Regions from separate parts of the Homo sapiens genome. Here region 2 is linked to region 1. Evidence: read pairs that join two places in POLR2A ChIA-PET (ENCODE). Cell type or tissue: CD4-positive, alpha-beta T cell. All regions are shown on one strand. Each heading gives the region's core, and the rest is flanking DNA. Links, peaks and the distances in the headings are about the cores only.

Evidence for each region. Peaks named below come from ENCODE experiments on the same cell type or tissue, not always from the same donor. Only the 100,000 strongest peaks of a DNase experiment are listed, where the experiment ranks them.
Region 2: POLR2A ChIA-PET joins it to region 1 with 5 read pairs; 6 of 35 experiments call an interaction of 5 or more read pairs at or near these places.

The regions. Positions count from the first base shown.
Region 1 is chr4:3,200,507-3,205,884 of GRCh38, reverse strand. HTT (huntingtin) reads right to left here. Exons shown (of 67, transcript NM_001388492.1): 42 at 1,737-1,878. Among named protein-coding and RNA genes, the nearest start is that of MSANTD1, 46 kb to the left of the region's middle. RefSeq lists a silencer at 2,729-2,828. In CD4-positive, alpha-beta T cell, for the core only: no CTCF peak of the experiment used is centred there; DNase peaks (open chromatin) are centred at 2,874, 3,274 and 3,704; H3K4me3 peaks cover 1,204 bases; H3K27ac peaks cover 490 bases.
Region 2 is chr4:3,120,135-3,125,512 of GRCh38, reverse strand. HTT (huntingtin) reads right to left here. Exons shown (of 67, transcript NM_001388492.1): 9 at 4,081-4,285; 10 at 2,577-2,624. Among named protein-coding and RNA genes, the nearest start is that of HTT, 48 kb to the right of the region's middle. In CD4-positive, alpha-beta T cell, for the core only: no CTCF peak of the experiment used is centred there; no DNase peak of the experiment used is centred there.

The DNA of each region.
Region 1 (5,378 bases), core at 253-5,252:
TTGATTCATAATCCTAGGCAGAAACTGTAAAATGTGATCAATTCCTTGATATTTGGTTAACGATTAATATTTTTCATTTGGGATCATCTGACAGTACAGGTTGAATAACCCTTATCTGAAATGTTTGGGATCAGAAGTATTCTGAATTTAGGATTTTTTTCAGGTTTTGAAATATGTGCATTATACTTATTTGTTGAGCTCCCTAAATCCGAAAATCTGAAACCTTCCAATGAACATTTCCTTTGAACATAATGTCAGCACTCAAAAAGCTTCAGAATTTGGAGCATTTTGGATTTCAGATTTTTGGATTTGGGATGATCAAACTTTATTAACTTATAAAATTAGTATCTTTTTTCTTATATTTCTGTGAAAAACAGCATTATAAATTATATTATCCTTAAAAGTAGAACAAAATAGAAAAACTACTTCAATAGAGAAAGTAAAGCAAAAAGTGACTATTAATAAATTGTCATCACCAGAAAAAGTCTCTAGGATAACACCTCTTTCAGTTGGAGAGTCGGCTTCCTTTTCTGATTCAGAATATTTAACACTGTTTTGCTATGTGACAGTAGTATCTATAAGATACCATGTTTGTGACAAAGAAATGCATATGTTTTAAATATTTTTAATATAAATATAGAAAAAGTATTAAATCTAGACCAAAATCTAACAGCAAGTTATCTCTGAGTAGTATGATTACAGGAGGTTTTATTTTCCTCCGTTTATTTGTTTTTTTGTAAATTCTCCATGGTAAATATGTGATGCTAGTTTTATGGTTAAAAACTCCCACAAGTTATTTTTTTTTCTTTAAAGAGAACGGCATTTAAACAGGAATCCATCATAAAATGTGACAAAGAACATCTAACACCTTTTCTACAAATTAACTTAAAAAAATTATTTTAGAGCAGGGGTCTCGCCTTGTCACCCAGGCCGGAGTGCAGTGACACAGTCACAGCTCACTGCAGCCTCAAACTTCTGGGCTCAAGCAATCCTCCCTTCTCAGTCTCTCAGGTGGCTGGGACCACAGGCATGCACCACCACGCCAGGCTAATTTTTCTTTCTTCCTCTCTTTCTTTTTTTGGTAGAGGCAGGGTTTCTCTGTGTTGCCAGGCTGGTCTCGAACTCCCAGGCTCAAGCCATCCTCCGCCCTCAGCTTCTCAAAGAGCTGTGATTACAGGCACGAGCCACCACACTTGGATAATTTTTTATTTTTTATTTTTTTAGAGATGGGTGTCTCACACCATAGCCCAGGCTTGTCTCAAACTCCTGGGCTCAAGTGATCTTCCTACCTCAGCCTCTCGAGTTGCTGGAATTTAGGCATAAGCCACTGCTCCTGGTATTAATTTTTAAAAAAATTTAAAATCAGAACCCCACTACAGTCAATGCACTTACTTTGTTTTTTAAATCATTAGTTATTATTATTCCATTGCTTCCCTCAAATTAACAAACATACCCAGCATCATGTAGGCGTGAGCCAATAGCCGGGCATTTGATAAATGAGTCAGCTGCAAAAACTCTCACAGTCCAACTTAGAATCCAGTGACTGGAAGGCCAGGCCTGGTCTCCAATTATATGTCACAGCAGAAGTAAACATTCATTCTAGATTTAGTTTCGATGGAGCTTGGCAGGACACCGGGCGGTCTGGGTTCCAGAGGGTCCATGCAAGTGTCATCTACACAGGATGTTCTCCTGGTCCCCACCTCCCTCAACCCCGTTTACAGGCATTTCAAACTTACGACATAATCACAGAAGAGAATGAGAGCCCCTCTTCGTACTATTTCTCTATTGCACATTCCAAGTTTGGCTGCCAAGTCAGAATCCTCCTCTTCTCCAGACATCTGGGGACTAAGTAACTTTGTGCTGGACAGACTGTGTCTTCTAGAAGGAGCAACAGATGCATTGACAATGTTTCTGGATGGCAGTGAGCTTATTTGCAAAATACTGAAGATGATTATGTTTAATTCTAGTTCTAAAACAGACAAGTTGTTTTAAATATTGCCATATCAGAATGTTGTATGTGTAATATATACTCTCAGTTATCTATTCCTAAGCTACAATAAACCACATATGAAAAACTAAAGAAAACAGAATTTAACAGGCAGAAAATTAAAATGCTTGCCTGAATAGCAAAATCCACCATAAAGCTGCACATTCAATCAGCACCTTTATTTCAGAACTCACACTGGCTATGTTTGATAATTGAGCAATTGCTTTTGAAATTCTCCATCTGCCGTGAAAGTTGCCAACTGCCAGAATGAAAACCTCCCTGCTTTCATGTTTTACTGTTCGTTTCCCAATGAAACATCACCACTCTAAACATGTTGATGTTATACGTTATGGAAATCCTGTTTAAAAACACTTCTTCCCCACTAACACAGGTTATTTCACTCTACACTGACTTCTCACTTTATTGTTTTTTTCTTTTTGAATACGTGGGAATTATAAACCTTGAGACTCTTGGCTCTAGTCCATACAGTTAAAATGTTGACACACTCCCAAACTGCCCCTCTGACCTTCAGGGTCTGACCGAGCGACGTCCTTCCCATTGCGGCAAAGGGCCTTAACGGGGACAGAGGTCACATCAAGCTAAGAATATTCTGAAATACAACAACTTTTCCTGTAATCCCTCAGGATTTAGAAGAGAACTGGTAAAAACCAAAATTCTACAGATTTAAACTTTTTAAAAAGTGCCTTTTCTCTGTTTCCCAACTGGTGAAGTGAAAACAAACTACAGCCTAGCCATACAATGCTCAGCAGTTGCAAGGAGCGAGCCACCGACGCGTGGGCAACACGCGACAGAACTTTAGACACTGCTCACCGAAAGGGGCCAGACTCAGAAGGCTGCACACCGCGTGGTTCCGTTTCTTTCTTTTTTCCCCAGAGACAACGTCTTGCTGTGTCACCTAGGCTGGAGCACAGTGGCACGATCATAGCTCACTGTAACCTCTAACTCCTGAGCTCAAGTGATCCTCCTGCCTCAGCCTCCCAAGCAGCTGAACTACAGGGACGTGATTGTAATTTTTAAATTTTTTTTTTCTGGAGATGGGGTCTTGCTAGGCAGCCCAGGCTAGTCTTGAACTCCCAGCCTCAAGTCATCCTCCCACTTCAGCCTCTCAAAATACTGGGATTACAGGCATGAGCCACCACACCTAGCCTATAGATTCTATTTCTATGGCCTTCTGCAATGGGCTGAACAGAGGGACAGAGCACGGATTGGTGGTTAGACCTGGGGAGGGGCAGGATGTGGCAGAGGAAGAGGGAACTGTTTGAAGTGACAGCACTCCTCTATATCTTGATGTGGTTGGGGGAGGGGGGCTGTTACTGACTACAGTTGATAGAAAAGTACATTTTACTGTATTGTAAATTATGTGTCAATGTGAAAACTAACGAACAGGAAACGTGCCCTTTCTCAGTGGGCCGTCCTGCCAGCGCAGTGTGACTTACACTCAAGCTGTAATTGTGCACTTTGCAATAATACAGCTATAGGGTAATGAGCCTCTGAAAGAGAAGAGGCAGTATTTGCAATTCAAATATGAGCAGTAGACATAAAGAAGGTCCACTGTCAACTCAAATTCAGCCCCAATTTGTAGCAGCACAAGCCCCCCCAAATCTCAGGCCATACACCGCCCGGTACTGGTGGCGAATGAATGTCCCAAATCTAGGGTGACTCAGAACAAGATGAGCTGGGAAGTGACCAACACATCATGTGTACCACAACACACCCACAAGCGCCAAAGTATAGGCAGGACTCTAACAGTTCACCAAGAGGTAAGACAGATTGAGAGTGAATCATAAACCCACAGTGACAGAGTCCATAAGAGAGGGGCTAGGCTAGGGCAGGACCCACATAAGGACCTCCTGGAGCAGAGCACCCAGTGTCGCCTGGAGCCAGCTCCCATCTGGGAGCCAGCCTGAGAGGAGATGCACACAAACCGAGAGAGGGTCAAGAGTAAGCAGCAGGAATTTCTGCAACTGGATACAGCAATTTTATGGCTGCTGAGTCTATGGCTAAAAAAAGAGCAGCTGTGTTTTGTATTTCACACTTCTAGTAATTCATTTTTCTCATCTCATGGAAATAAAAAGATACTCATCCCCCACCACCCACAGCTGGAAAAACACAGTGCTAAGAGCAGGGGTTTAAACCAGAACAGCTCTGCTCTCTATGGGCATCTTGGACACTTATGGGGATTTATTTTTTCCTTCCACCACGGGGACACCTTAGACACTCACATGCTTGTTACATATTATCTTAATTTTACCTTTACATTACCATTAAAGAACGATATTTTTTGAAATTTAATTATTAGGTTAAAAATCCATTGATCCATTAATTTTTTTTTTTTTTTTTTTTTTTTGAGATGGAGTCTCACTCTGTCACCCAGGCTAGAGTGCAGTGGCGCGATCTCAGCTCACTGCAACCTTTTCCTCCTAGGTTCAAGCGATTCTCCCGCCTCAGCCTTCTGAGTAGCAGGGACTACAGGCACCTGTCACCATGCTCGGCTAATTTTTGTTATTTTCAGTAGAGACAGCATTTCATCATGTTGGCCAGGCTGGTCTCGAAGTCCTGGCCTCAGGTGATCTGCCCGCCTTGGCTTCCCAAGGTGCTGGGATTATAGGCATGAGCCACCACGCCCAGCCTAATCTATTAATGTTATTTCAGGATAATAGAAGGAACAATACAGAAGGTTATAAAGGAAAACTGGATCAGAGGGGGTCACGAAACAGTCACAGAATTTACCTACATTTACAAAAAGCTGTAGTTTGCCCTCAGAGGGCTGAATGAAGACGCTTGCTGAATTCCAAACTAAATTTACCTTTGGTTTATTTCTTTTAAACACTCATCATCTAAGCATTTCTGTTACTCCAATTCAGGGGACACAATTCCCAGATTCAGAGCTTTCTGATATAACATCAGAGTAAGCAGGCCCATCTGTCAGAAAAGGAGTGATCTGCTGAATCCGCAGCTGATTTCTATGCACGTTAAAGCAGCACAGAACTAGGAGACACTGACTTTCTGTCTCCTGCCCCCACAGTGCTCAGTCATCGTAACAGGCCTAAGACATCCACCAAGCATTTCAAATGTCGTCACTGGTCTGTCTCCTCCAACAGAATGACCAGACCCCACTACATACGGCACAGAGTGGATGGTTAAGAATGCCTCCCAACAGTGGACTTTCCAGCTGAGTGCCATGAACTGGCCCTACTGGGAGCCCTGGCAGCACAAGGTCCAGTATCCATACTGAGCAGAGAGGCACGGCAGCACCTGCCCTCTTTTGTCTCCAGAACTTCTTTTCCCCAGCGTGGGATCTTGAGCCTTCCAGAAATACTGTGCTGAGGATTCAGCTGGGCGGGGGCCAGGGTTGGGGGTGGTCACAGCT
Region 2 (5,378 bases), core at 165-5,164, 80 kb after region 1:
TAAAAATAAGGACTTCAAAATTAAGTAAATGCACTCTAAAATGAAACTCATAAGAATATTTAATTTACTCTAATATAGTTTATCATCATATATAAGTATTTTTATACCTCCACAGTATTAAACACAAAGAATGTAGAGATGTTATGTTTAGAATGCTATTAAAGTCAATAAACCTATATGGAAAAAGTTAAAAGCAATGATTCTCAAACTATACCACAAAACATTTTAATAATTAATATTTATTGATTTTGATTATTAAATAATCTATATTACTACTTAAACTTAAAAATGGTAAGTTATAACTGTAAAGATCCAATGCTATTGGCCTTTGAAATATTCATGTCATAGCTCCAATGACACACCAGAATTTATAATAAAACTCTAATACCTAAAAGTCACTTTCATTTTATTATCTTTTAATTTTCTAGACTTTATGATTAACAATCAGAACTTAAGCATTATATGATCTGGAAGGATGAAATAATATTTCATTTGAAAGTTCTAAAAATACATTTTATTGTTCATCTTCAGAATTACATTAATGAGAACAAATGAAACCAACAGTCTTAATATGATTTAAAACTGAACTCATTAAATCTTTGTGGCTACATCACATGTGAGTGTCATTAAATGACACTATCAAAATAATTATTGGGAATTTCTAATTTCTGCTCTTCAAAGAAAAAGTCAGAAGTATGATAACTTCCATAAACTTACAATGATGTGAGATTAAGAGTGAAAAAATGAGCAAAGGAAACCCAAAATCTACATGGAATTAACACAGCAACTTGGCCTATCTACTAAATAATAGGAAACTTTATTACAAAATAAGTTCTTTACCTTGAGAAATCAAATAAAATGCCAAAAAGGTGAATTCAGATCTTAACAAAAGCCATCTCTATCTTCCAAATCAGTGGTTTGCAAATATGTTCCACAGAGCCGTCCCCAGGGTAATTTCCTCAAAGGCACAAGAGCTAGGCTGCCACCAGAAGAGAGGCTCCAGGACACCCCCACTACTTTCACCCTAATCCTATATCCAACACAACTCTACCTTCATCTGTCTTATAATTTGGGCAGATTTCACTTAAAAAGGATTTTCCAGCTATAACAGAAGAGTTTGAAGACACAGCTCTCAATGGGGGAAAAATACCAAAAAGGCTTAAAAGAGACAGGATATATCCCATGTCCCAGCCAGAAGAGGATAAACTCATCTGAGCAATGTGAATCAGTCATCTTCGTTCTCACCGCCACTGGAAAAAGCGACTAAGAAACAAACAAGTGTCAGCGTAACTTAGTCACACGTCCCAAAATCTCTCCTAATTCAAGAATATAGACATTAATTTTTCCTAGAATCCTTTTGGCTTCTAAACAATGTTTCACTAAAATCTCAAACTTGATTAAGTATCTCATACTATGATGACGCAAATATTATAGATTCCAAGTTCTCTTAAGAAATGTTTACTTAATTCAATGAAGGCTAGAATGCTATTCCTGTTAAGATCCCATTTAATACTGCAAATAATATTAGGCATTAGGCTCTCAATTAAATACTCAAATCATGACACAAAAAAGGATCAGTCTTTTAAGATTTCAAAATAGAAAGTGACAGCAATTCTTTTCCTATGCAAACCCACACTGGAAAAGAAAATAACTGGCATTGCAAAAGATAATGTGTACCAAAACTAGCAGATTATATCACAAACACTTTAATAAAAGTTAAGTTTTATCAGAACATTCTGATATGTACAAAGTTAAATATGGCTGAAAAATGATAACCAGGTCCAAATTAAAATAACCCAACAAAGGAAACTTTTTTTTTTTAAGACACAAGGTCTCATTCTGTTGCCTAGGCTGGAGTGCAGTGGCATGACTACAGCTCACTGTGACCTCAAACTCCTGGGCTCAAACAATCCTCTTGCCTCAGCCCCCTGAGCAGCAGCTGAGGCTACAGGCACATGCCACATGCGTGGCTGTTTTTTTGTTTTGTTTTGTTTTGGTAGAGACCGGGTCTCACTATGTTGACCAGGCTGGAAAAGAAGCTACTTAATAATATTCCTGACTAATACTAAATAAAATTTACTGAGAAGGTAACTCACAAAATATAACAACACATTCCCTAAGGCAGGTATTGGCAAACTACAGCCTGTCTGTTTCTGTAAGTAAAGTTCTACTGGAACATAGCTGGCCAGTAGCTCATGTCTTTACAACTGCATTCCTGTCACAGGGCAGAGCTGAATGTTGCAAAAGAGACCATATGGCCCATAAAGCTAAGATGTTTACACTCTGTCCCTTTACAAAAAAAGTCTGCTGACCCCGAACATTAGAAATTTATGATGCGTTCAAAATTTATGACAAAGCAATTCTGATATGAAAGTAATTTTTAAAAGCCACCCTACAAAACTATTCAGGCCTGGTTATCAGATTCCAGCAACATTCACACATATAATCACTCATCTGAGAAGAGATATACACAGAGTCCAATACAGTATTACAAGAAATACAAGATACATTACATTACAGAAATACAAGAAAATCAGTAAGATTCAACACAAGACTCTGATTTCTGAAATAATCACCTTTTTGTTTTCTTGAAAGGACAGGGCTGCATGAGGAACCCCCTCCAGCTGCAAATCACAGAAAGTGACAGATAAAGTAACAAGCTGATAAAATCTAGAAGAAATGTGAAAATCTTCAAACAGCTTGATTCAACTTTAAAACTAGAGAAAATGTGAACGTTTTTCCACAGGAAACACTTAACATCGCAGTTCAACATTTTAATTTCAATATGAAAATTACATTAACATTCAAATATATAGTTCTAAAGATATGACCTAAGAAATCAAAAAAGCTAAGATAAATTGCATTGTAAAAGCCAAATTAAAAGTATTAGAAATCTCAGATTATTTAGCTGACTAACAGTCAAGTATAACTTTTCATTAGCGATGGGTATTTCCACTCATTATTTGTAAGGCACGCATTCCATACAGAAAAAAATTCTTCCGTGTAAAGGACAGGAAACAAGGCAGATTAACATTTCCTGCTCATGGTTCTGGCAAACATTTATGTTCACACGAGGCAGCAGTAAGACTTCAGTCAGATTCTCTCTAATGTGGAGGCTGTGAGTAAGGCCACGCTGCACACACACTGTGCACTACACCGACCACGTTGCAGTGGCTTAGGAGAGGCCGGAGTCAGCAGAAGTTTATCCATAGCCTGCTAGGCACCAGACCCAGTGGTAGAGGCTGGGATCCAGCTCCCAAAGGCAGCTCTCATGCCAGACAGGACCCACCAAGCTCACTGCTCCAGGGCAGCACTGCATGGTGGGGTAGGGCCCAGCCCCAAGAGCATGGAGAGGAGGTGACTGGGCAGTGGAGGCAGACGCAGAGCTGGGGACAGACGGATTTTCTCAAGTCAGGCCAGGAAGGAACTCTCAGATCCCTCTGACGACTTGAAGATGCCATTTCTGGCAAATTAACATGAGGATCCTGGAACTATTTTCCCTACTGTTTTCATTTCTCAGCACCTAAAATGCCACAGGAGGCAGCCAAGGCAGAGAAAAGAATCAGGAGGAGGGGCTTTAAATGTGTGGCCTCATTTTGCCACCCAACCTGCTAAACTTTAATTCTCTTATTTTATTTTTAAATTTATTTTGAGACAGCATCTTGCTCTGTCACCAGGCTCAGTGCAGCTGCCATCAAGATTCACTGCAGCCTCAACCTCTTGGGCTTAAGCAATCCTACCACCTCAGCCTCCAAAGCAGCTGGGACTACAGGCATGTGCCACCATGCCCAGCTAATTTTTTTTTTTTTTTTTTTTTTGTAGAGACAGGGTCTCACTTGGCCAGGTTGTCTCAAACTCCTGGGCTGAAGCGATCCTTCCAAAGTGCTGAAATTACAGGCGTGAGCCACCACACCCAGCCCAACTCCCCTATTTATAAAATAAAGATGAAATTTGTATTATAAGTTTTGGCAAGGAAGATGGAATGCAGACTGCTTAGCACAGGGCAGGCCCATAATCAATAGAGTGTAACTAGTATTACTGCAAAGTTAATTGTAAGAGTAGACCTTGCTAATAACTTGCCTATAAGTTCCACAATACTCCCACTACGGCTTCGGCCACCAGACTCCTCCTTAGCAGCGGTGAGCTGCCCAATGCCCCCGACTGCGGTCAGGGTTTGCAGAAGCTCGGGTGGAGGCGTTCTGAAGAGCTGCTGCAACAGCTCCAGGGCTCCGGTCACAACATTGTGGTCTTGGTGCTGTGTATGATGTAACGTCAGTTCATAAACCTAGAAACAGAGAAACACAGGTGTTCTGGTCAGAGTTTATAAAATGCATCCTAAGCTTCACTTTTTTGTTGTTTTTAATAGGACTTCATTGACAAAGTTTATACCTTAACTTCTCCCCCTAAATATTTCCCTATCACTTCCACCAATGTGATCATTAGCTTCCATGTTGTTTTCTAAATTCCCATGATTTTTTGTTATATTAATTCCTTAAAAATAAATGGAGCACTTGCACTAGAGGAGCAGCATGAGAATGAAGATCTCTATTTCCCAAAACTGGTGACTAGGAAAGGGAAAATAAAGCCCAGCATACACGGAGGGGAGAGTCAGCTTGACACACATTTAAAAATCAAAAAACACTATTATGAGTGCCACTGAGAAAGAGCTACCAGACATTTTAAAGGCAGTATGCCATATTTATTAGCACTTTTAATACTATATCACAGTGCTACCCAACCTTTCTGGCACCAGAGACTGGTTTCATGGGAGACAATTTTTCCACAGGGCCAGGGGATGGTTTCAAGACGAGACTGTTCCACCTCAGATCATCAGGCATTAGATTCTCATAAGGAGCGCACAACCTAGACCCCTCACATGTGCAGTTCACAATAGGGTTTGCACTCCTATGGGAATCTAATGCTGCCACTGATCTGACAGGAGGCGGTGCTCAGGTGGGAATGCCAGCTCACCTGCTGCTCACTTCCTGCTGGGCAGCCTGGTTCCTAACAGGCCATGGACCAATACCGCTCTGCAGCCTGGGGGTTGGGGACCCATGGACCAGTACCACTCTGCAGCCTGGGGGTTGGGGACCCCTGCTATATCACATTATATGAACATAATGAATTTATTCTTTTTCCCTTTAATTACAGTTGCCAGATAAAATACAAGGCACTCAAATTTAAACTGTAAACAAACAACAAATAATTTTGTAGTGTAAGTATGTCCCACATGATTTGGAATATACTTACACCATAAAATTACTCATAATGTATCTGAAGTTCAAATTTCACTGGTATTCTGTATTTTTATTTGCTATTTGCCAACCCTATCTTTAATATTATAAAATACATGTTTCTTTTTTTCAAAATCAGACAGT